Regions from separate parts of the Mus musculus genome. Here region 1 is linked to region 2. A link is a loop called in an ENCODE intact Hi-C map of the cell type or tissue named here. Cell type or tissue: heart. All regions are shown on one strand. Each heading gives the region's core, and the rest is flanking DNA. Links, peaks and the distances in the headings are about the cores only. Region 1 holds the start of Gm10639 (predicted gene 10639). Region 2 holds the start of Gsta2 (glutathione S-transferase, alpha 2 (Yc2)).

Region 1 (11,621 bases), core at 2,512-10,511, 54 kb after region 2:
GAGTCATGATTCCACCAAGCTCAGGAGCTGTGCCAACCCCCATGTTTGCAGCTGAGTCCCTGGGCTGTGCTTTGAGCATCATCCCCTGCTGTAGTCTCACTCTGCTGATCCCACCCCATCTGCTCTTCCCTCCCCTCCACCCTCTGCCATACTTGGCCTAAGTGTTTATGCCCAGAACCACCATAGACACAAACCCTGCCACTCTCTTGCTCACTTAAGGAGGAACCCAAATGCTTCCCTTGTTTCCCATGGGGTAATAACAAGAAATACGTCATACAGGGCTCTCTCCTTCATGTCCTTCCCATAGAGGTCATATTTGGTGGCGATGTAGTTGAGAATGGCTCTGGTCTGCACCAGCTTCATCCCATCAATCTCCACCATGGGCACTTGGTCAAACATCAAATTCCCATCTGTGAAAAGAAAAAGGGAAAACATCTGTGGAGTGTCCCAGACTCACTTCTTGGGAGCAGAAAAGTATTGAAGTTTCTCAACATGCAGAGGATAGGTAAGGAGCAGCTGTCTTTCAAGTGGAATCTCGTTTATTTTAGCCCCTGCTTCCTCTCTCTCTCACCCATCTCATCCTTTTTTGAGCATCTCTCACTCACCTTAATTTCCTATCCACGTATATATTATATCTCTCATGCATGATTGTATGTTCACATCCTTGGGTGAATTAAGGAGGTGAGGAGGGACAGCCAAAGGATACCATGCAAACACAGCTAAGTAGGGAGTCTGAAAGTCTCATTATGTTCATGGCATTAGGGTATTTCTTATGTAGTGAGTCACCTTCTGGTCCTCTAGCCAGCATCTGCCAGAGGATAGTAACCCATCAGAGGCTATAATAAAAATGTTTGAGAAAAAAACCCTCCCAGCTGTTTCTCCACCCATGATTTAATCTCTGGTCACATGTTTGTGGTTGGTGGGCAGAGTGTGTAAAACACAGAATAAATGAGTGAACCTGAGTGAACTAGCTGATGAGGAAATCATGAGAAAACATTCCCAAGTCACCAGACAAATCCTTGGAGACACTTGACCATGCCCCTATTCCCACTGTTCCACGTCACTCAGGGAGCCCCACCAGGTACATCAGACCACTCTGCCATTCTAACTACTCCCACCCACCACCCACCAACATCACCTTCAGACAGGCCTTTACCGAGGCACCTCACTGATATCACACAGATACTCTGTGTTACCTTTTTTTAGCTTTTCCAAATCTTCCGGACTCTGTATAAACTTCTCTTCAAACTGAAAGTAGGAAAATAAAAGCATGCTCATTAGCTCCTTCTGTGTTACTGTAGACCTTTGAACTTCAGTGGTCCCTGTTGGGTACTTCATCTGCAGAACTGAAAACCTCCAGGAGATACAAAGGAGTCTATTCATGGCCACTTGGAAATTCAGAATAGATTGTTCAGCAGATGGGCATTGAGCACAATCAAGCTGCTCATTCTTGGCTCGTTCTTCCTCTAGAACTCATGATGGCCATGCTTAGGTCCTAAGAAGAGAGAGATCTCCCTGGCAGGCAAGCACTGAGACTTTGTTAAGGTTTTGGCACTCAGGAAAGCCTGCTAATTCCCCTGAGAAGAGGATAGAAATTTCCAGATCTCCATCATGGTGTTTGGCATGGACCACTTGGGTTTTGTTTCTTTAGGATTTAGTTTTACTAATTTTAATTGTACATGCATTCAAACGTGTGTGTGTGTGTGTGTGTGTTTGTGTGTGTGTTTGTGTGTGTGTGTGTTTGTGTGTGTGTTTTGTACATATGAATACATTCCTCCTGGAGGTCAAGATCATGGAGGCCAGGTGTAGAGAGTCCCTTGAGGCTGGAGTAACAGGCAGTTATTAGCTGTCTTATCTGGGTGCTGAAAACCACAGAAGATTTCCTGCATGTTCAGTAAGAACTCTAAGCTCTGTGTGGTGGCACACGCCTTTAATCCTAGGACTTGGGAGGCAGAGGCAGGCAGATTTCTGAGTTTGAGGCCAGCCTGGTCTACAAAGTGAGTTCCAGGACAGCCAGGGCTATACAGAGAAACCCTCTCTCAAAAAAAAAAAGAAATGTAAACTGCTAAGCCACTACACCAGCCCTTTGGTAAAGTTGCTTATTTCTCCGGGCCATTGTTGTGTTTTTCATATATGTATGTGTTTTATGTATGAGTATTAAATGCTTTTGTGTGCACATACCCAGTGACAACCCACCATGGCCGTTATATATGTTAATGGGACCTGAAGCCATGTTTAATCTCCAGCCTTCTTAAGTAAACTAAACCACTCATTTTCCTTCAGACTGTAAAGAATTTTTTAGCTTTTCAAGGTTGAAAATCAGCTTCAAACTTGCCTAGTGAGATTGCTGATGGTTCCACAACCTGACAGGATCGGGTTGATAGGCAACGTAAATAGAAGCATCAGCAATTTGCACAGCCTTCAGAGAAGTACAGGGATCACACAGCAGTCATCACAGATGGGGGCTGAATTGTGATGGGCTGGTGGGGGTGAGGTCGACGGTGAGAGTGATGCCAATGGCTGTCCTTCAGGCACATGGCATCTGCAAGGTTTGAGCCTGCTCTCTAACAGCCCCACCCACTGCCTTCCCAGTCACTATGGGACTCAGAAGAGGAAGGCTTCTGTGCAGATGGCCCCATCCCTGCCTTCCTCTTGTGCTGAACTCAGCACCCCAGTGGCTTAGCACATATCCCCCAGCCACAATGCTGTCATATGGACTCTGGAGCCCATTATGTGTTTATTTAAAGCATTCACCCCGGGGACAGCTCTGAAGTGTCTCTGTCCTATGTTCTCCTTCATTCAGAAAGGATCCAAAGGAAGCCCTTATCTTTTAGGAATGGAGAAGGTGCGATTCCACAGCTGAGGTAAACACTTGGCTATGATTCTGCGGGAGGACACCAGCGGCCTTTCTGGGATGCCACTTCATCCTTTAAGCCTCCCATTCTGCTGCTATCTGAGGACCTGATCTCCAGCCAGCAGTGTCCACCACTTTATCCCCAGGCATCCCTATCTGCTGAGCCTCCCTGGTGTGACCTGGGAGGTGTTTTCCCCAGAGTCGCCGCTAGAGGGAAGCACTAAAGCCTACCTGCATTTTCTGCTCAAAAGCTTGAAAGGAAAGCATGTAGCTGCTGAATGCTGCTGCCCTCTCCTCACCTGGGCCACTCACACTGAAAGCTGAAGCTCACAGACGTGGAGGCTGCCTGAGGATGTGAGCTCTCTCTTATTCACCACTTATACTCTCCCGACAGCCCTGTGCCTGCTATTTGATAGTCATGGGAAACTGATTACTGAGTGTTGCTCAGTTTCAACAGGTCGTTTGTTACAACCTTTCTGTTGGACCTCTCATTTGTGCTGGGGGTTTTAAATTTAACTGTAGAAGCCGGGTGTGGTGGCACACGCCTTTATTCCCAGCACTCAGGAGGCAGAGGCAGGCAGATTTCTGAGTTCAAGGCCAGCCTGGTCTACAAAGTGAGTTCCTGGACAGCCAGGGCTACACAGAGAAACCCTGTCTCAAAAACAAAAACAAAAACAAAAACAAAACAAAACAAAACAACAACAAAAAAAAACCCAAAAAAACAAAAACAAAAACAAAAAACCTCTATTTAGTTTTCTGATATAGTTTATCCCTGTTTATCCCTTTTAATGTTTTTATACTATATGTGGAAAGGTGTGTGTGTGTGTGTTTGTGTGTGTGTTTGTGTGTGTGTGCATGCACATGTCTGCTCAATTGCCCATGATGGTCAAAGGCATGGAACCCTCTGGGGTTAGAGTGACAGGTGTTTGTGAGCAGCCTGTACCCGTCCTCTGCAAGAACAGTGTGGGATTTTAACCCCCATCACTTCAGTCCCGGCCCCTTTAAACCATCTTTATCATGGAAACTTCAGGTTCTCTACTGTAAAACTACAAGATACAAGAATGTCCATCTGTCAGTCCCCAGCTCCAATACCCCAGCTGCAGGCCACCCTGCTCATCTCTGTGCCCATCTTCTCTGATACCGACTGTAATGTCACACAGTCCTGTGCTGTCACAGGTCGGCAGCACAAACACCTCACATAACTTATATACTCCAAACATATGGAGTCTTTTTGAATGAACAGTGGCTTTCCTAAAGTCACAAGGTCATACCATAAATCTGTAATAATCAATTAGTGTCACCTAATAACCAGTATTCAAGTTTCTGTTTCCATATTTTATTATGTAATTTGATTAATCTCAAGTAAGCGATTCATTATTTGATTTTTTTCTCCTGAAAATGTCTTTTAATTGTGAATGACTTTTTCCTAGAAAGCACAGTAAAATTTCACTATGTCCAGTCGATCCATCCCCTTTTTAGTACTAGACAGTTAACCATTAAAGGCAAACTTCCCGAGCTTCTCCTGGCATGGAGTCTCTCAGCTTAGAGAAGTTTTTTAAACTGGCTCTGAGGTCCAGCTGCAGAACCCTGCACAACCTACCTCCACCCCTGCTGCAGCCAGGAGCCACCTGATGCACTCCATTCTGCCCCGGGCATTGAAGTGGTGAAGCACGGGCTTCCCGGCCATTGCAGCAACTGTGGTTCACGGTCTAGGGGTGAAAAGGCAGAGAGGTCAGCCCAGGAGCCTGTGGGGTGGATGTGTTTAGTAAGGCACACTGGAGAAGGGCAGTCTGCCTCCTCCATGGCTGGCTTGCAGGGAGCTGAGGGAGATGTACTGGCTGGTTTTGTATGTCAACTTGACACAAGCTGGAGTTATCAGAGAAAGGGCCTCCCTTGAGGAAATGACTCCATGAGATCCAGCTGTGCAGCATTTTTTCAGTGATCAAGGTGGAAGGGCCCATTGTGAGCACTGCCATCCCTGGGCTGGTATTCTTGGGTTCTATAAGAAAGGCGGGCAGATTTCTGAGTTCAAGGCCAGCCTGGTCTACAGGGTGAGTTCCAGGACAGCCAGGGCTACACAGAGAAACCCAGTCTTGAAGCACACACACAAAAGCACAAAAGAAAGAAAGAAAGAAAGAAAGAAAGAAAGACAGACAGACAGAAAGAAAGGAAGAGAAGAAGAAAAAGAAAAAGAAAAAGAAAAAGAAAAAGAAAAAGAAAAAGAAAAAGAAAAAGAAAAAGAAAAAGAAAAAGAAAAAGAAAAAGAAAAAGAAAAAGAAAAAGAAAAAGAAAAAGAAAGAAAGCTGAGCAAGCCTGGGGAAGCAAGCCAGTAAGCAACATCCCTCCATGGCCTCTGCATCAGCTCCTGCTTCCTGACCTGTTTGAGTTCCGGTCCGGACTTTTTTTGGTGATGAAAGGCAATGTGGAAGTGTAAGCTGAGTAAATCCTTTCCTCCCCAACTTGCTTCTTGGTTTGTGCAGGAATAGAAACCCTGACAAAGACAGGAGAGCTTTGTAACTTAATCTTTCACCCATTGGTAACCATCAACCTGCAGCTGCACCAAACCAGTCTCAGCTGCCCATAGGCCTTCACCTTGAGGTCAGAAGCAGAGTTGCCTGGAGCCTACAGTGACTAAAAAGCTGGGAGCCAGGCTGGAGGAGATGGCTCAGCGGTTAAGAGTACTGACTGCTCTTCCTGAGGTCCTGAATTCAAATCCCAGCAAACACATGGTGGCTCACAACCATCCATAATGACATCTGATGCTCTCTTGTCTGTGTCTGAGAACAGCTACAGTGTACTACTTATATATAATAAGTAAATAAATCTTTAAAAAAAAGAAAGAAACCAAACCAAACCTGGGAGCCTGTTGAGCCTTGGATGCAGAGCCATCCCGGAGGGGATGAGGCACAGAAACTCCCTGGTTCTTTGGCTCCTGGACCACTTGGTTCAGAAGCTTCCGTTGGCTCTATGTCACCCTGGCTGTGCCAATGCCCAATTCTCACTGCAGGAGAAGGGTCATCTCCTGCTGCTTCTGTTTCCCACTGTGTGGCTGGACCGTGTTTCGAGGAGAGTAGCTGATGTGTCAGCTTCACATCCCAGGGGAAGTAACCACCTTCGGTGTGCACCACGTCAAGGGCAGGCGCTCATTGAACCTCGGTGAATCACAAAGTTCATTGGTGCGGTGCTGTCACTCTTGCAAGAAGAGGGGATAATGTCATCCAGCCCCCTGAGGAGGAAACCCTGGTGGATACATCTGATATCCTGCACAGTGGGCAGACATGCTGGGTCCCTGCTGCTCAGTGACTATAAGTCAACATCACAGGCCAGGGGTAGAGTCTTTACCTTGTCACAGGATAGAAAACTTCAGGGTCTGTCTTTTAAAAAGGATTCTATTTTTTTTTTTTTGGTTGTTTTGTTGTTGTTGTTTTTAAAATAGTTGTGACTTAGCCAGGCAGTGGTGGTGCATGCCTTTAATCCCAGCACTTAGGAGGCAGAGGCAGGTGGATTTCTGAGTTCGAGGCCAGCCTGGTCTACAGAGTGAGTTCTAAGACAGCCAGGGCTACACAGAGAAACCCTGTCTCGCAAAAAAAAAAAAAAAAAAAAAAAAAAAAAAAAAAAAAAGAGTTGTGACATAAAACTACCTTTTGGTCACAACATTTAACATTTTTAGGCAATAAAGTATCTAAACTCTTTGAGATGCAAAAACAAGAAGTCAGAGGGAAAGTTCCACCAGGAGCCACGACGTGTCAGTGCCTGACCCACCATCAGCTCCTCGCCTGTAGCTTGGGAATGGTCAATGCAGGCTGATGCCCAGGACCAGCGCGCGCTGTGCAGGCTCTGTCTGGTGACAGTTTTAGCCTGAGTGTATTTTTCCTCTCACTCTATTTATGTGCCAACGCCTGTGTGGCTGGATTCTTTATACATAAAAGAGTTAACTGTGCCAGCTCAGATAAACTTACGATGTTCTCCCTCCTTTTTATGCCCTCTTTCTGGTTTATATACAAATGTTTATTTCTATTTTGAAGGAGTGCAGTAGGAGCTTTATAATCGCCTGCACTGAGCAGTTTACAAGGCCAGAGGATGATAAAGGCTGGAAGGGAACAGGGTAATGACTTCGTTTGGGCTTTGCTCTGCATGGGCTAGAACCCTATCCAGACCCCAGACCTACAGACTCCTAACTGAACAGCAAGCTCTGCTCTTGGAATTCAAGCTGAGCACCATCATCTCTGCAGCCGTTAAAGCCCGGGCTGGAGGGAGAAGCCTTCCAGACTGAGAAGTCCCTGACTGCTCTGCTCATGTGGCCTCTGCCTCCTGGGCCAGCATCACCCAGCCTCAGCACAGATGTCAGCCTTCCTACCCTCAGATTGCAGCTGCTCCTCATGGTCGCCTAACAGCTGCCTGCAGCACATTATGAAGCTCTGTTCTTTTTGTCTTTCTGGTTTTCTTTGTTTTTCCCCATGAGCAAGTGCTAGTTTGCCCTGGACAGCTCAGTCTGGAGGACATCCCAGGGACTCTGAGACGCTGAGGCTCTCAGGGAAGTCCTTTGCTCCATCCTCCCCACACTGCAGTCAGTGCACAACATTGGTCAGGCTACTGCCTTGCAACCTTCTTGGTGATGAGTGCCTTATACATGACATCCATGCTGAGCTGTGTGGCTCTCTCTAACATCCCAGAGTTAGAGCTGCATGCTACCCAAGAGTCCTAGAGCCTTCTCCATGTTTGTGACTGCCTTGAACCTCAGCACAGGATTGGCCACGTAACTGCTGAGTAGAAATCCTAAGTATAAAACCTGCTACTCTGTTCAACAGAATGATCAAGTCAATGGGAATCCGCATGACAGACACAAATGACCTAGAAAACCGAGCTGGGAACGTGGTTTCAGAGGGGACCCGGGACAGTCTGTGGTTAATTTCACTTCTTTTTTTTTTTTTCCATTTTTTATTAGGTATTTAGCTCATTTACATTTCCAATGCTATACCAAAAGTCCCCCATATCCACCCACCCCCACTCCCCTGCCCACCCACTCCCCCTTTTTGGCCCTGGGGTTCCCCTGTACTGGGGCATATAAAGTTTGCAAGTCCAATGGGCCTCTCTTTCCAGTGATGGCCGACTAGGCCATCTTTTGATATATATGCAGCTAGAGTCAAGAGCTCCGGGGTACTGGTTAGTTCATAATGTTGTTCCACCTATAGGGTTGCAGATCCCTTTAGCTCCTTGGCTACTTTCTCTAGCTCCTCCATTGGGAGCCCTATGATCCATCCATTAGCTGACTGTGAGCATCCACTTCTGTGTTTGCTAGGCCCCGGCATAGTCTCACAAGAGACAGCTACATCTGGGTCCTTTCAATAAAATCTTGCTAGTGTATGCAATGGTGTCAGCGTTTGGATGCTGATTATGGGGTGGATCCCTGGATATGGCAGTCTCTATATGGTCCATCCTTTCATCTCAGCTCCAAACTTTTGTCTCTGTAACTCCTTCCATGGGTGTTTTGTTCCCAAATCTAAGGAGGGGCATAGTGTCCACACTTCAGTCTTCATTCTTCTTGAGTTTCATGTGTTTAGCAAATTATATCTTATATCTTGGGTATCCTAGGTTTGGGGCTAATATCCACTTATCAGTGAGTACATATTGTGTGAGTTTCTTTGTGAACGTGTTACCTCACTCAGGATGATGCCCTCCAGGTCCATCCATTTGGCTAGGAATTTCATAAATTCATTCTTTTTAATAGCTGAGTAGTACTCCATTGTGTAGATGTACCACATTTTCTGTATCCATTCCTCTGTTGAGGGGCATCTAGGTTCTTTCCAGCTTCTGGCTATTATAAATAAGGCTGCTATGAACATAGTGGAGCATGTGTCCTTCTTATCAGTTCACTTCTTAAGAGAGAGGAATCTGCAAGTTCTCTGTGGGTTTGGGGATGCAGTTCAGGAGAAGAACATTGTTGATCTTCATTTTGCCCGAGAGGGCAGGACAGACCCACTCCTCACTATCCTAAATCCCATGCCCTTAGATTCCCCTGCAAATCCATTAAACCCCACCCTTTGGCTCAGTGACACTGAAGGAGGGGCAGGAAGGAGGGGACAGACAGAAGTAGAGGGGGAAAAAAGAGGAGAAGGAGAGGAGGAAGGAACAGAAGGAAAAAAGAAAGGACAGAAGAGGAGGACGGGAGACTGGAGGAGGGAGAGATGGAGGGAGGAAGGGACCGGGAGGGAGGGAGAACCAAAAGAAGGAATAGTGGAGGAGCAATAGGTGGGTACTGGATGTTCAGTCTCAAAGAAATGCATATGAACCAGAACCAAATGCAGGTAAATCAATCGTAATGGACATTGAATATGAGCAGAGCCTATTATATACATGGGTGAGGATTACATAATAAATCCAATTATCTTATGCAATCAGTGCATGCTAACTAAATAAAACACTGAAAAACTAGTTTGCAGTGTTGCAGACCTGGGAACAGGTTCCACAGGTTATAAGAGAGAACACTGACCTAGTGAGAGTCCTGGCTTCTTCTCCACTCAGCTCCCAGTCCAGCTCCAGAGGAGTGTGCACGATACTTTAGTAAGGTAAATTCTTACCCAGGGTGTGGGGACAAATAGGGAACAGCCCCTCCCACAGACACACACAGAGTCCAAGATTCCAGAGTTTCGTGATAGACTAGAAAGGTGCCAAATCATCGGGAGGGGCTGACAAGCCACCACCTTTCCCTGAAGATCTGGCTCCATTCATGAAGTTCTTGGTGTCATGTTTATGGGCCTCTAAGTCACCTCTCCTCTCCATGATCCTGTGAGTAACCTGAAAGAGACATCTTGATTAAGAAGGGAGGAAAAGAAGGAGGAAAAACTGCACTAGGAGCAGAAATAATACCACAGAGTGAACCCTGGGAACCCTCTGCTATGTAGCAATGTGACATTGAACTATTGGGTTTCAGGGATGGCTTGTTAAGTAGCCCTAAATTGCAGAATTAACGCATTGTCTCAAATTCAAGGCTAAGTTGGACACAACAGGTCACACTGCTCCCTCCTTGTTTTCTCTGGTGAAGCATGTTAATATTAAAATCCTGCCATAGCATGATATCTATCTTAATCTTTGTCCTGCTTTGATTAAAAAACTCAAGAGCCAGAGGGCAGAAAGGAGGGACACAGCTCACACTTAACTTTATCTGGATGACCAGTCACATTCTGTCCAGCCTGCTCTAGGTCTCAGTGCAGCCTGTGAGTCCCTGCAGTTACTCCTGTGGGAAAGTTGCTTTGTCACCATTAGCAATGTCATTTCCAAGCTAATGAGAATTACTGATCCTTCCTGCCAAGTTCAGACATGGCTCTTATCCACTGTAGTGGCTATTCCTGGTTGTCAACTTGACAATATTTGGAATGAACTACAATTCGGAATTGGAAGGCTCACCAGTGACCCTTATCTGGAGGCTTGGAGATCCTTATCTGGATCCTGGTTTGAAGATCTTGAGCCATAGTGGCTATGGATTCCAGAAGATTGAATCTCCGAGTTAAGGAACACACCTTAAATCTGGGCTATGCCTTTCATCTGGGATTAAAGGTGTGGTGGAACACACCTTTAATCTGGGCTACACCTTTTGCTGGAGACAATATAAGGACATTGGAAGAAGGGAGTCTAGCTCTTGCTCTTGCTCCTTTGCCTGCTTGCTGCGTGAGACTGAGTAACTGCTAGATCCTTGGACTTCCATTCACAGCTGCGACTGAACAATTGTTGGGAATTCGGCTGCCGACTGTAAGTCATCAATAAATTCCTTTACTATTTAGAGATTATCCATAAGTTCTGTGACTCTAGAGAACCCTGACTAATACAGAAGTTGGTACCAGGAGTGGTTCTAGAGTAACAGAAGTACAAGGATGAATCTTTTAAAATACTGGAATTGGCTTGTTGATCCACCAGCACTTTCAAATATTGAAACCTCTCCAGATTCTCTCCCTCCTGGGAGCTCAGAGAATTTTGAAGACCCATGGTTGAAACTATATTCCGAACTTAAAGAAGCTAATGCCCTTGATTTTCTTAATGAATTAGGTGATTCAGTGCACAAAGCTTTCTACAAGATGGGGAAAAAATCGAAAAATGATTTTACTGGCTGGCTGCTCTTAGTATCTGTGGAAAAAATGATGAATGAAAGGAAGGAGTTGTGTGATAAAATCGAAAGGCTCCAGACACAAGTAAACGATCTAAAAGTTGCTAAGTGTGTCCTTGAGGAGAATCTTCTCTCTTGTAGCAATAGAGCTCAAGTTGCAGAAAATCAAACAGAAACTCTCATTGTAAGGTTGGCTGAACTACAGAGAAAATTCAAGTCTCAGCCTCAGAGTGTGTCGACAGTTAAAGTAAGGGCTCTAATTGGCAAAGAATGGGATCCTACAACATGGGACGGGGATGTGTGGGAAGACCATGTTGAAGCTGAGAATTTTGAATCCTCAGATTCTCAAGGGTTTGCCCCACCTGAGGAAGTAGTACCCTCAGCCCCACCTCTTGAAATAATGCCTTCCCCACATGAGGAAATTAATTTTGCAGAGTCTGCTCACGGCCCACCAATAGTTTCTTCTAGACCTGTAACCAGACTCAAAGCAAAACAGGCTCCTAGAGGGGAGGTAGAAAGTATAGTCCATGAGGAAATTCGCTACACTACTAAGGAGCTTAATGAGTTTGCTAATTCATTCAAGCAGAAACCTGGTGAATATGTGTGGGAATGGATTTTAAGGGTGTGGGATAAGGGTGGAAGGAACATAAAACTAGAGCAGGCTGAGTT
Region 2 (11,621 bases), core at 1,387-9,386:
CAGAATTCAAGGTCAGCTTGGTCTACAAGGCCAGTTCAAGAACAACTACTTACAAATACCATGCCTCAGAAAAACAAACAAACAAACAAAAAACCAAGGGAAAACAAACAAAAGGTCCCAATTCAAAGAATGAAATCTAAAGATGTTTGGATTGGAGTCCTCTTCTGGCAATTTGGTCTTTATGCATGTTTAATCAGCAAATGTGGTTCTCAGCAGGATGGGCATTTGACAGTTATCACTGGATTGGCAAAGCTCTCTTCCGGACTCTGCCCACACCCGACAACCTCGTGATCCACACACCCAAACAACAGGCAAAACATTCGGAGACATCTTGAAGTAGTTCTATATGAATTAAAACAAAGAAAGAGGGCTGGAGAGATGGCTCAGAGGTTAAGAGCACTGACTGCTCTTCCAGAGGTTCTGAGTTCAATTCCCAGCAACCACATGGTGGCTCACAAACATCTGTAATAAGATCTGACACCCTCTTCTGGAGTGTCTGAAGACAGCTACAGTGTATTTATGTATAATAATAAATAAATCTTAAAAAAAAACAAAGAAAGAAAGAAATGAAGAGAAAGAAAGAAAGAAAGGAAGGAAGAAAGGAAGGGAGGGAGGGAGGAAGGAAGGAAAAGAAAGAAAGGCAGAAGTCTTGGATCCAGAATAAGAAATAAATATAAACCCAGAATGGCTTTACTATTATAGTAAAGGAAGTATAGGAAGACTCCAAATATTTCTTTTTTTAAAAAAAGACTTATTTATTATTATAATTAAGTACACTGTATCTGTCTTCAGACACACCAGAAGAGGGCATCAGATCTCATTACAGGTGGTTATGAGCCACCATGTGGTTGCTGGGATTTGAACTCAGGACCTTCAGAAGAGCAGTCAGTGCTCTAGCCCACTGAGCCATCTCACCAGCCCCAAATATTTCTTATTGCATATGATCCTGAGAAATCACATGGTGAGGGAGAAACCGCATTAATTTACCTTATTTTGCATATATATACACATATGTAACATATATATAATATATATACATATAACACACACACACATCTTCAATCAAGTTATCTGAAAATAACAAGGAGGGCCTGAGTTGGCCCAGTTGGTCATTCTTCAGTGTTAGGTCACAGGGTCATTTGAGAGCGTTAAGGAAATCATAAGGTAAGGAGATACATATGTTTGAAATGGGGAAGTCTTACACAAGCTGTTTCTTATGCCAAAAAAGCTTACTAAAGAAGTGCAGCCGGGGCTGGTGAGATGGCTCAGTGGGTAAGAGCACCCGACTGTTCTTCCAAAGGTCCGGAGTTCAAATCCCAGCAACCACATGGTGGCTCACAACCATCCGTAACGAGATCTGACTCCTTCTTCTGGAGTGTCTGAAGACAGCTACAGTGTACTTACATATAATTAATAAATAAATAAATCTTTAAAAAAAAAAAAAAAGAGTTAAAAAAAAAAAAAAAAAAAGAAGTGCAGCCATTGTGTTGGAGGGGAACCTCTCAGAAGCAAAGGGGAGGGGTGATTGGGGGCAACATTTGTGATGTAAATAATAAAAGAAAACTAATTAAGAGACAAGAAGTACATCCATGTTATTTATTATGTTGAGGAGAGAAAGTGGGCAAGGACAGTGGAAGGAAGCTATCTTACACAGGGACAAAGTCAGCAGGAGGCTAATCACACAATGTTGAACAAAGGAAACAGATGGGGTGACTTGAACATTTCAGATGGAGCACACTGTGGCCTTGGGACTGATAATTGAGTCTCTTCATGAGAAAAGCCAAGTTCCCAGGAACCAAAACTCTCAATCCTTCAAGGCCAGGACTTCATCCCCAAACTGGCCTTGACAAGTCTACTCCTTAGCAAAGACACAGAACTAGGGTCTTTTTTGTCCTTTTACTGAGGCCTCTGATGAAGCCTAAAATTGGTCTACTCTCAATAAGGCCCAAGACACATTCCAAATCATGGCTAGCATTCTTCACGAGCACACCTTTTTTTCCCCCCATTAACTTTTAAGGGACTGCCGGGCGTGGTGGCGCACGCCTTTAATCCCAGCACTCGGGAGGCAGAGGCAGGCGAATTTCTGAGTTCGAGGCCAGCCTGGTCTACAGAGTGAGTTCCAGGACAGCCAGGGCTATAAAGAGAAACCCTGTCTCAAAAAAAAAAAAAAAAAAGAAAAAAAAAAAAAACTTTTAAGGGACAAAGAGAAACAGCCTCAGAGTGGTGTGACAAAGGGGTCTTGGTGTCTACATTAACCTTCACACTGGGGAACAGTATTTGGGGGTCTATACCTTTGAGCTTGTCTTTTCCATGTAAGAACTCTGCCCCAGGCTCTTGGGAGCATGGCAGAGCAGGCTATACCACCAAGCTGCACTCTCAGCCCCGTGAAACTTTTCTGAAGCCCAAGTAATTTTAAAGAACACATTTGAAGGACACATCAAATTTTTATTTCAGATAAAGTCCAGGAATTGCAACAAAGAGCTTGGACATTTGTTAGTCTGGTGGAGTAGCACATGATAAATCACTCAACTGTCCTTTCTACACCTGCACAAAGGGACACATCTCCAACACTCAAGGGAAGTTGGTCACATGCCCATCGTGGCCTTTCTGCCGCACACCTGGCCAGCCATGGGAACTTGGAACTAAAACTTGGAACTAAGCCCTGGAGAATTCTTCACTCAGGGTTTTTTTTTTTTTTGGTTTTTCGAGACAGGGTTTCTCTGTGTAGCCCTGGCTGTCCTGGAACTCACTTTGTAGACCAGGCTGGCCTGGAACTCAGAAATCCACCTGCCTCTGCCTCCAGAGTGCTGCACTCAGTGCTTCACTCCATCTGTAAAGGGACCTGGTGGAGGCAGTGCAGCATGCCCAGAGGATGGAGAGGAGAAGGATGGAGAGGATGGAGAGGAAAAGGCTGGAGAGAAGGAGGGCCAGCTGAAGAAACATGAGTGTGGAGCCTGGACTGCAGAGAAAGGCTAAAGTGCAGGCAGGCTTGAAGAACAGGGCCTCCACATGACCATAGGAAAATGGCACAGAACAGGCAGGCAGCTGAGCGCTTCCTTTCCAGGCTAGGACAATGCACTCAGCTCTAAGGCAAAGGCAGTCCTCAGCAGGACTCCTGACTCAGCCCTTGCTGTGCACTGTAGATCTCCCAGTTGTCTCTACTGGCATTGCTCTCCTGGGACATCTCCTTTCACCACGAGTTTCCTTCCCTCCTCTGCCATAGGCTGTCAGGCTGTGACAGGGACTCTTTCATGAGCAGTGTTCAAACACAACTCATCCCTGTGGCTGAGACCCTGTGTGCACATATGTGTACCATGAAATGCGGAATGGCTAGGTTGTCATCTGTTTTTAGCAAAGTGAAGGGTCCTTGAAGAACGAAATTCTATAGCTGAAGAGAAATTAGCAGTGGACACCAAGATAAAAAGAGGCCAGCCCTCCTTTCTGGTAGGGTATACAGCCTTAGGCATGTGACAGGCATCTCGGAGGCCAGCCAGATCATCAGGTAATGATTAATAACCAAGACCCATGAACCATGGATTAACTAAAATCATGAATCAGCTTGTGGGTGTGTGAGTGAGGTCAGCGAGAATGACCTTGTTGTGGATAAGAGCCCTGTCTGAACTTGGCAGGAAGGATCAGTAATTCTCACTAGCTTGGAAATGACATTGCTAATGGTGACAAAGCAACTTTCCCACAGGAGTAACTGCAGGGACTCACAGGCTGCACTGAGACCTAGAGCAGGCTGGACAGAATGTGACTGGTCACCAGATAAAGTTAAGTGTGAGCTGTGTCCGTCTTCTCTGCCCTCTGGCTCTTGAGTTTTTTAAATCAAAACAGGGCAAAGATTAAGACAGATATCATGCTATTTGCAGGATTTTAATATTAACATGCTTCATCAGATAAAACAAGCAGGGAGCAGTGTGACCTGTTGTGTTTAACTTAGCCTTGAATTTGAGACAATGCATTAATTCTGCAATTTAAGGCTCCTTAAAAAACCATCTCCCTAATTCAGCAGTTTAAAGTCAAACTTTGTTATGAGAGCTGAGAGTTCTGTGGGGTGACTCAGGTAAGGATGGTCATACTGTTTGAGACTCTCAAGTGGTTTTCCCTTCTTTCCTTCCTATCCCTCGATTCCACGTGTGTGTGTGTGTGTGTGTGTGTGTGTAAGAGAGAGAGACAAGAAAGAAAGAAAGGAAGAAAGAAAGAAAGAAAGAAAGAAAGAAGGAAAGAAAGGAAGAGAAAGAAAAGAAGGAGGAGGAGAAGAAGAAAAGAAGAAGAAGAAGATGATGATGAAGAAGAAGAAGAAGAAGAAGAAGAAGAAGAAGAAGAAGAAGAAGAAGAAGAAGAAGAAGAAGAAGAAAAGGAAGAAAGGGAAGAAGAAGGAGAAGGAGAAGGAGAAGGAGAAGGAGCAGGAGCAGGAGAAGGAGAAGGAGAAGGAGAAGGAGAAGGAGAAGGAGAAGGAGAAGAGAAGGAGAAGGAGAAGGAGAAGGAGAAGGAGAAGGAGAAGGAGAAGGAGAAGGAGAAGGAGAAGGAGAAGGAGAAGGAGAAGAGTTCCTATAGAGTTCTTTATAGACGCATGTATGAGGATCATTTACAGGCTCAGAGGAACCTTATCAGGAACTGGCTATATTAGAGGACTCTAAATTTTCAGGAAGGGGTGGGGATTCATTAGTCCCTCTTCCTGATTTGTCACCTTTCTAGTCTATCATGAAACTCTGGTATCTTGGACTCTATGTGTGTCTATGGGAGGGGCTGATCCCTATTGGTCCCTATACTGGGTAAGAATTGTTGCCTTACTAAAGTAGCGTGCACACTCCTCTGGAGCTGGATTGGGAGCTGAGTGGAGAAGAAGCCAGGACTCTCACTAGGTCAGTGTTCTCTCTTATAACCTGTGGAACCTGTTCCCAGGTCTGCAGCACTGCAAACTAGTTTTTCAGCGTTTTATTTAGTTAGCATGCACTGATTGCATAAGATAATTGGATTTATTATGTAATCCTCACCCATGTATATAATAGGCTCTGCTCATATTCAATGTCCATTACGATTGATTTACCTGCATTTGGTTCTGGTTCATATGCATTGCTTTGAGACTGAACATCCAGTAGCCACCTATTGCTCCCCCTCTATTCCTTCTTCGGTTCTCCCTCCCTCCAGGTCCCTTCCTCCCTCCATCTCTCCCTCCTCCAGTCTCCCGTCCTCCTCTTCTATCCTTTCTTCTTCCCTTCTGTTCCTTCCTCCTCTCCTTCTCCTCTTTTTTCCCCTTCTACTTCTGTCTGTCCCCTCCTTCCTGCCCCTCCTTCAGTGTCACTGAGCCAAAGGGTGGGGTTTAACAGATTTGCAGGGGAATCTAAGGGCATGGGATTTAGGATATCGAGGAGTGGGTCTGTCCTGCCCTCTCAGGAAAAATGAAGATCAACAATGTTCTTCTCCTGAACTGCATCCCCAAACCCACAGAGAACTTGCAGATTCCTCTCTCTTAAGAAGTGAAATTCACCACAGACCGTCCCGGGTCCCCTCCGAAACCAGGTTCCCAGCTCGGTTTTCTAGGTCATTTGTGTCTGTCATGTGTTCCCATTGCCTTGATCATTCTGTTGAACAGAGTAGCAGGTTTCATACTTAGGATTTCTACTTTATTACTAGTTTATTATCTAAATACCCAACACAATTTGTATTTTTAAATGGTGAGCCAGAGCAAGGAAGTAGGAAAAAGAAAGTGTGAATCTTGAACCATCTGAGGACCCTGGCTATACCAGGGTTTCCATCCAATACCAGGAAAGAGGCCGTCTACTTATTTCCTTTAGAAACTAAAGAGTATGTAAGAAGATACAGCAGGAATAAAGTCCTTCTGTAGAACGAGGCTGAATGCAAGCTCCGACACTCAGCAGTTATGTGGCCAGTCCTGTACTGAGATTCAAGGCAGTCACAAACATGGAGAAGGCTCTAGGACTCTTGGGTAGCATGCAGCTCTAACTCTGGGAGGTTAGAGAGAGCCACACAGCTCAGCATGGATGTCATGTATAAGGCACTCGTCACCAAGAAGGCTGCAAGGCAGTAGCCTGACCAATGTTGTGCACTGACTGCAGTGTGGGGAGGATGGAGCAAAGGACTTCCCTGAGAGCCTCAGCGTCTCAGAGTCCCTGGGATGTCCTCCAGACTGAGCTGTCCAGGGCAAACTAGCACTTGCTCATGGGGAAAAACAAAGAAAACCAGAAAGACAAAAAGAACAGAGCTTCATAATGTGCTGCAGGCAGCTGTTAGGCGACCATGAGGAGCAGCTGCAATCTGAGGGTAGGAAGGCTGACATCTGTGCTGAGGCTGGGTGATGCTGGCCCAGGAGGCAGAGGCCACATGAGCAGAGCAGTCAGGGACTTCTCAGTCTGGAAGGCTTCTCCCTCCAGCCCGGGCTTTAATGGCTGCAGAGATGATGGTGCTCAGCTTGAATTCCAAGAGCAGAGCTTGCTCTTGCTCAGTTAGGAGTCTGTAAGTCTGGGGTCTGCATAGGGTTCTAGCCCATGCAGAGCAAAGCCCAAACGAAGTCATTACCCTGTTCCCTTCCAGCCTTTATCATCCTCTGGCCTTGTAAACTGCTCAGTGCAGGCGATTATAAAGCTCCTACTGCACTCCTTCAAAATAGAAATAAACATTTGTATATAAACCAGAAAGAGGGCATAAAAAGGAGGGGAGAACATCGTAAGTTTATCTGAGCTGGCACAGTTAACTCTTTTATGTATAAAGAATCCAGCCACACAGGCGTTGGCACATAAATAGAGTGAGAGGAAAAATACACTCAGGCTAAAACTGTCACCAGACAGAGCCTGCACAGCGCGCGCTGGTCCTGGGCATCAGCCTGCATTGACCATTCCCGAGCTACAGGCGAGGAGCTGATGGTGGGTCAGGCACTGACACGTCGTGGCTCCTGGTGGAACTTTCCCTCTGACTTCTTGTTTTTGCATCTCAAAGAGTTTAGATACTTTATTGCCTAAAAATGTTAAATGTTGTGACCAAAAGGTAGTTTTATGTCACGACTCTTTTTTTTTTTTTTTTTTTTTTTTTGCGAGACAGGGTTTCTCTGTGTAGCCCTGGCTGTCTTAGAACTCACTCTGTAGACCAGGCTGGCCTCGAACTCAGAAATCCACCTGCCTCTGCTCCCAAGTGCTGGGATTAAAGGCATGTGCCACCACTGCCTAGCTAAGTCACAACTCTTAAAAAAATTTTTTTAAAAGGTCAGCAAGATAGCTCAGGGTAAAGGTGCTTGCCGCCAAGGCTGATGACCTGAGGTAAATCTGGAGTACTTAGAGTGAGAAGAGAGAACTGACTCTAGTTAGCTGCTCTCTGACCTCTCCATGTGCCCAGTGGTTAGTGTATGCCCACATTCATTCACAGACACACCAATCAATAATAAATAAACGATAAAAAACCCAACCACTTATAAAAATATAACTGAAATTGTTCCCAAGTCTGAGTGATTGGACTCCTCCTGGCTCTTTAGTGTAGCCTATAGGTGTTTACAACCACACCCCTGATATGCCCTGCCCGACTCGACTGCTGAGCTTGCCTGGTGATTGTGTGAGGTTTTCTTTGTTGTGGTGTTGTCCCTCCCTAGTAGTATGAACTAGAGCAGTAGTTCTCAGCAGAGAGCAATGTGCCTGCCCCCTAAGAGACATTTGACCAGGCCTAGAGGTGGTTTGAACTGACTGGGGGATAAATAGGCTGTCGGCTCAGTTAATGAACTACATTAAACTACATTGCCCACAGTGTCACAGAGCCAAAGAACCATCATCTGGCCAAAACCACCAGTGCCAAATATCCTTGAAACAGCAACTGAGAACTCTCTGACTTTACAGCAATACCTACTTCTTACATCTATGTCGGCCCGGAGTGCGGTCATGTGCACACGCACAAGAAAGTATAACTAATAGTAAGGTCTTACTCAGAATTACTCAGTTTCCACACAAGAAACCCACATAGAGAACTGTAGTGTTGATTCAGTGGTTAGGAGCATACATTGCTCTTCTAAAGGACAGAGTTCAGTTCCCAACCCCCATATCAGGTGGCTTTCAACAGTATAACTCCAGCTCTAGAGGCTATAATGTCTTCTAGCCTTTATAGCCATGGCACCCATGCTCACATGCATGTCCATACTTCCATGCACACACATTCTCACACACACACACACACACACATACACACACACACACACACACACACACACAAATAGAATCCTAGCTGCTCATGGTGGCACACGCCTTTAATCCCAGCACTTGGGAGGCAGAGGCAGGCGGGTTTCTGAGTTCGAGGCCAGCCTGGTCTACAGAGTGAGTTCCGGGACAGCCAGGGCTACACAGAGAAACTCTGTCTCAAAAAAACAAAAAACAAAACAAAACAAAAAAACAAAAACCCAAAACCAACCATAACAAAAAAACAAAAACAAAAACAAAAAAACAAAAAAAAAGAAAGAAAGAATTTTTTAGAATAGACAGACCCTGAAATTTTCTATCATGTGACAAGGTAAAGACTCTACCCCTGGCCTGTGATGTTGACTTACAGTCACTGAGCAGCAGGGACCCAGCGTGTCTGCCCACTGTGCAGGATATCAGGTGTATCCACCAGGGTTTCCTCCTCAGGGGGCTGGATGACATCATCCCGTCTTCTTGCAAGAGTGACAGCACCGCACCAATGAACTTTGTGATTCACCAAGGTTCAATGAGCGCCTGCCCTTGACGTGGTGCACACCGAAGGTGGTTACTTCCCCTGGGATGTGAGGCTGACAAATCAGCTACTCTCCTCGAAACACGGTCCAGCCACACAGTGGGAAACAGAAGCAGCAGGAGATGACCCTTCTCCTGCAGCAAGAATTGGGCATTGGCACAGCCAGGGTGACATAGAGCCAACGGAAGCTTCTGAACCAAGTGGTCCAGGAGCCAAAGAACCAGGGAGTTTCTGTGCCTCATCCCCTCCGGGATGGCTCTGCATCCAAGGCTCAACAGGCTCCCAGGTTTGGTTTGGTTTCTTTCTTTTTTTTAAAGATTTATTTACTTATTGTATATAAGTAGTACACTGTAGCTGTTCTCAGACACAGACAAGAGAGCATCAGATGTCATTATGGATGGTTGTGAGCCACCATGTGTTTGCTGGGATTTGAATTCAGGACCTCAGGAAGAGCAGTCAGTACTCTTAACCGCTGAGCCATCTCCTCTAGCCTGGCTCCCAGCTTTTTAGTCACTGTAGGCTCCAGGCAACTCTGCTTCTGACCTCAAGGTGAAGGCCTATGGGCAGCTGAGACTGGTTTGGTGCAGCTGCAGGTTGATGGTTACCAATGGGTGAAAGATTAAGTTACAAAGCTCTCCTGTCTTCATCAGGGTTTCTATTCCTTGCTTCTTGAGCAAGTTGGAGGAAAAAAGGATTTATTCAGCTTATACTTCCACATTGCCGTTCATCACCAAAGAAAGTCCGGACCGGAACTCAAGCAGGTCAGGAAGCAGGAGCTGATGCAGAGGCCATGGAGGGATGTTACTTACTGTCTTGCTTCCCCAGGCTTGCTCAGCTTGCTTTCTTTTCTCTTTTCATTTCTTTTCTTTTTCCTTTTCTTTTTTCTCTTCTTTCTTTCTTTTTCTTTTCTTTTTTTGGTGTTTCAAGACTGGGTTTCTCTGTGTAGCCCTGGCTGTCCTGGAACTCACCCTGTAGACCAGGCTGGCCTTGAACTCAGAAATCTGCCTGCCTTTCTTATAGAACCCAAGAATACCAGCCCAGGGATGGCAGTGCTCACAATGGGCCCTTCCACCTTGATCACTGAAAAAATGCTGCACAGCTGGATCTCATGGAGGCATTTCCTCAAGGGAGACCCTTTCTCTGATAACTCCAGCTTGTGTCAAGTTGACACACAAAACCAGCCAGTACATCTCTCTCGGCTCCCTGCAAGCCAGCCATGGAGGAGGCAGACTGCCCTCTCCAGTGTGTGTTACTAAACACATTCACCCCACAGGCTCCTGGGCTGACCTCTCTGCCTTTTCACCCCTAGACCGTGAACCACAGTTGCTGCAATGGCCGGGAAGCCCGTGCTTCACTACTTCAATGCCCGGGGCAGAATGGAGTGCATCAGGTGGCTCCTGGCTGCAGCAGGGGTGGAGGTAGGTTGTGCAGGGTTCCACAGCTGGACCTCAGAGCCAGTTTTAAAAACTTCTCTAAGCTGAGAGACTCCATGCCAGGAGAAGCTCAGGAAGTTTGCCTTTAATGGTTAACTGTCTAGTACTAAAAAGGGGATGGATCGACTGGACATAGTGAAATTTTACTGTGCTTTCTAGGAAAAAGTCATTCACAATTAAAAGACATTTACAGGAGAAAAAAAATCAAATAATGAATCGCTTACTTGATATTAATCAAATTACATAATGAAACCTGGAAACAGAAACTTGAATACTGGTTATTAGGTGGCACTAATTGATTATTACAGATTTATGGTATGATCTTGTGACTTTAGGAAAGCCACTGTTCATTCAAAATGACTCTATATGTTTGAAGTATATATGTTATGTGAGGTGTTTGTGCTGCCGACCTGTGACAGCACAGGACTGTGTGACATTACAATCGATCTCAGAGAAGATGGGCACAGAGATGAGCAGGGTGGCCTGCAGCTGGGGTATTGGAGCTGGGGACTGACAGATAGACATTCTTGTATCTTGTAGTTTTACAGTAGAGAACCTGAAGTTTCTATGATAAAGGTGGTTTAAAGGGGCAGGGACTGAAGTGACAGCTCAGTGGCTAAAATCCCACACTGTTCTTGCAGAGGACGGGTACAGGCTGCTCAGAAACACCTGTCACTCTAACCCCAGAGGGTTCCATGCCTTTGACCATCATGGGCAATTGAGCAGACATGTGCATGCACACACACACACACACACACACACACACTTTTCTACATATAGTATAAAAACACTAAAAGGGATAAACTATATCAGAAAACTAAATAGAGTTATTTTATTTTTTTTTTTCGAGACAGGGTTTCTCTGTGTAGCCCTGGCTGTCCTGGAATTCACTTTGTAGACCAGGCTGGCCTCGAACTCAGAAATCCACCTGCCTCTGCCTCCCGAGTGCTGGGAATAAAGGCGTGTGCCACCACGCCAGGCTCTACAGTTAAATTTAAAACACCCACCACAAATGAGAGGCCTGACACAAAAGGTTGTAACAAAAGACCTGTTGAAACGGAACAACACTCAGTAATCAAATGAGTTTCCCATGACTATCAAACGGCAGGCACAGGGCTGTCGGGAGAGTATAAGTGGTGAATAAGAGAGAGCTCACATCCTCAGGCAGCCTCCATGTCTGTGAGCTTCAGCTTTCAGTGTGAGTGGCCCAGGTGAGGAGGGGACAGCAGCATTCAGCAGCTAAATGCTTTCCTTTCAAGCTTTTGAGCAGAAAATGCAGGTAGGCTTTAGTGCTGCCCTCTAGCGGCGACTCTGGGGAAACACCTCCCAGGTCACACAGGGGGGCTCAGCAGTTAAAGATGCCTGGGGATGAAGTGGTGGACACTGCTGGCTGGAGATCAGGTCCTCAGATAGCAGCAGAATGGGAGGCTTAAAGGATGAAGTGGCATCCCGGGAGGGCCGCTGGTGTTCTCCCGAAGT

What was found. Peaks named below come from ENCODE experiments on the same cell type or tissue, not always from the same donor. Only the 100,000 strongest peaks of a DNase experiment are listed, where the experiment ranks them.
Region 1: a loop joins it to region 2, with 6 times the contacts of the local background. A loop is called at or near these places in 11 of 42 quality-filtered maps.

What each region holds. Positions count from the first base shown.
Region 1 is chr9:78,287,726-78,299,346 of GRCm38, reverse strand. Gm10639 (predicted gene 10639) reads right to left here and starts at 9,419. Exons shown (of 7, transcript NM_001122660.1): 1 at 9,345-9,419; 2 at 4,455-4,563; 3 at 1,197-1,248; 4 at 278-410. The coding sequence starts at 4,541. In heart, for the core only: a CTCF peak has its summit at 3,056 (motif pointing right); no DNase peak of the experiment used is centred there.
Region 2 is chr9:78,340,336-78,351,956 of GRCm38, reverse strand. Gsta2 (glutathione S-transferase, alpha 2 (Yc2)) reads left to right here and starts at 4,812. Exons shown (of 7, transcript NM_008182.3): 1 at 4,812-4,868; 2 at 10,019-10,127. The coding sequence starts at 10,041. In heart, for the core only: no CTCF peak of the experiment used is centred there; no DNase peak of the experiment used is centred there.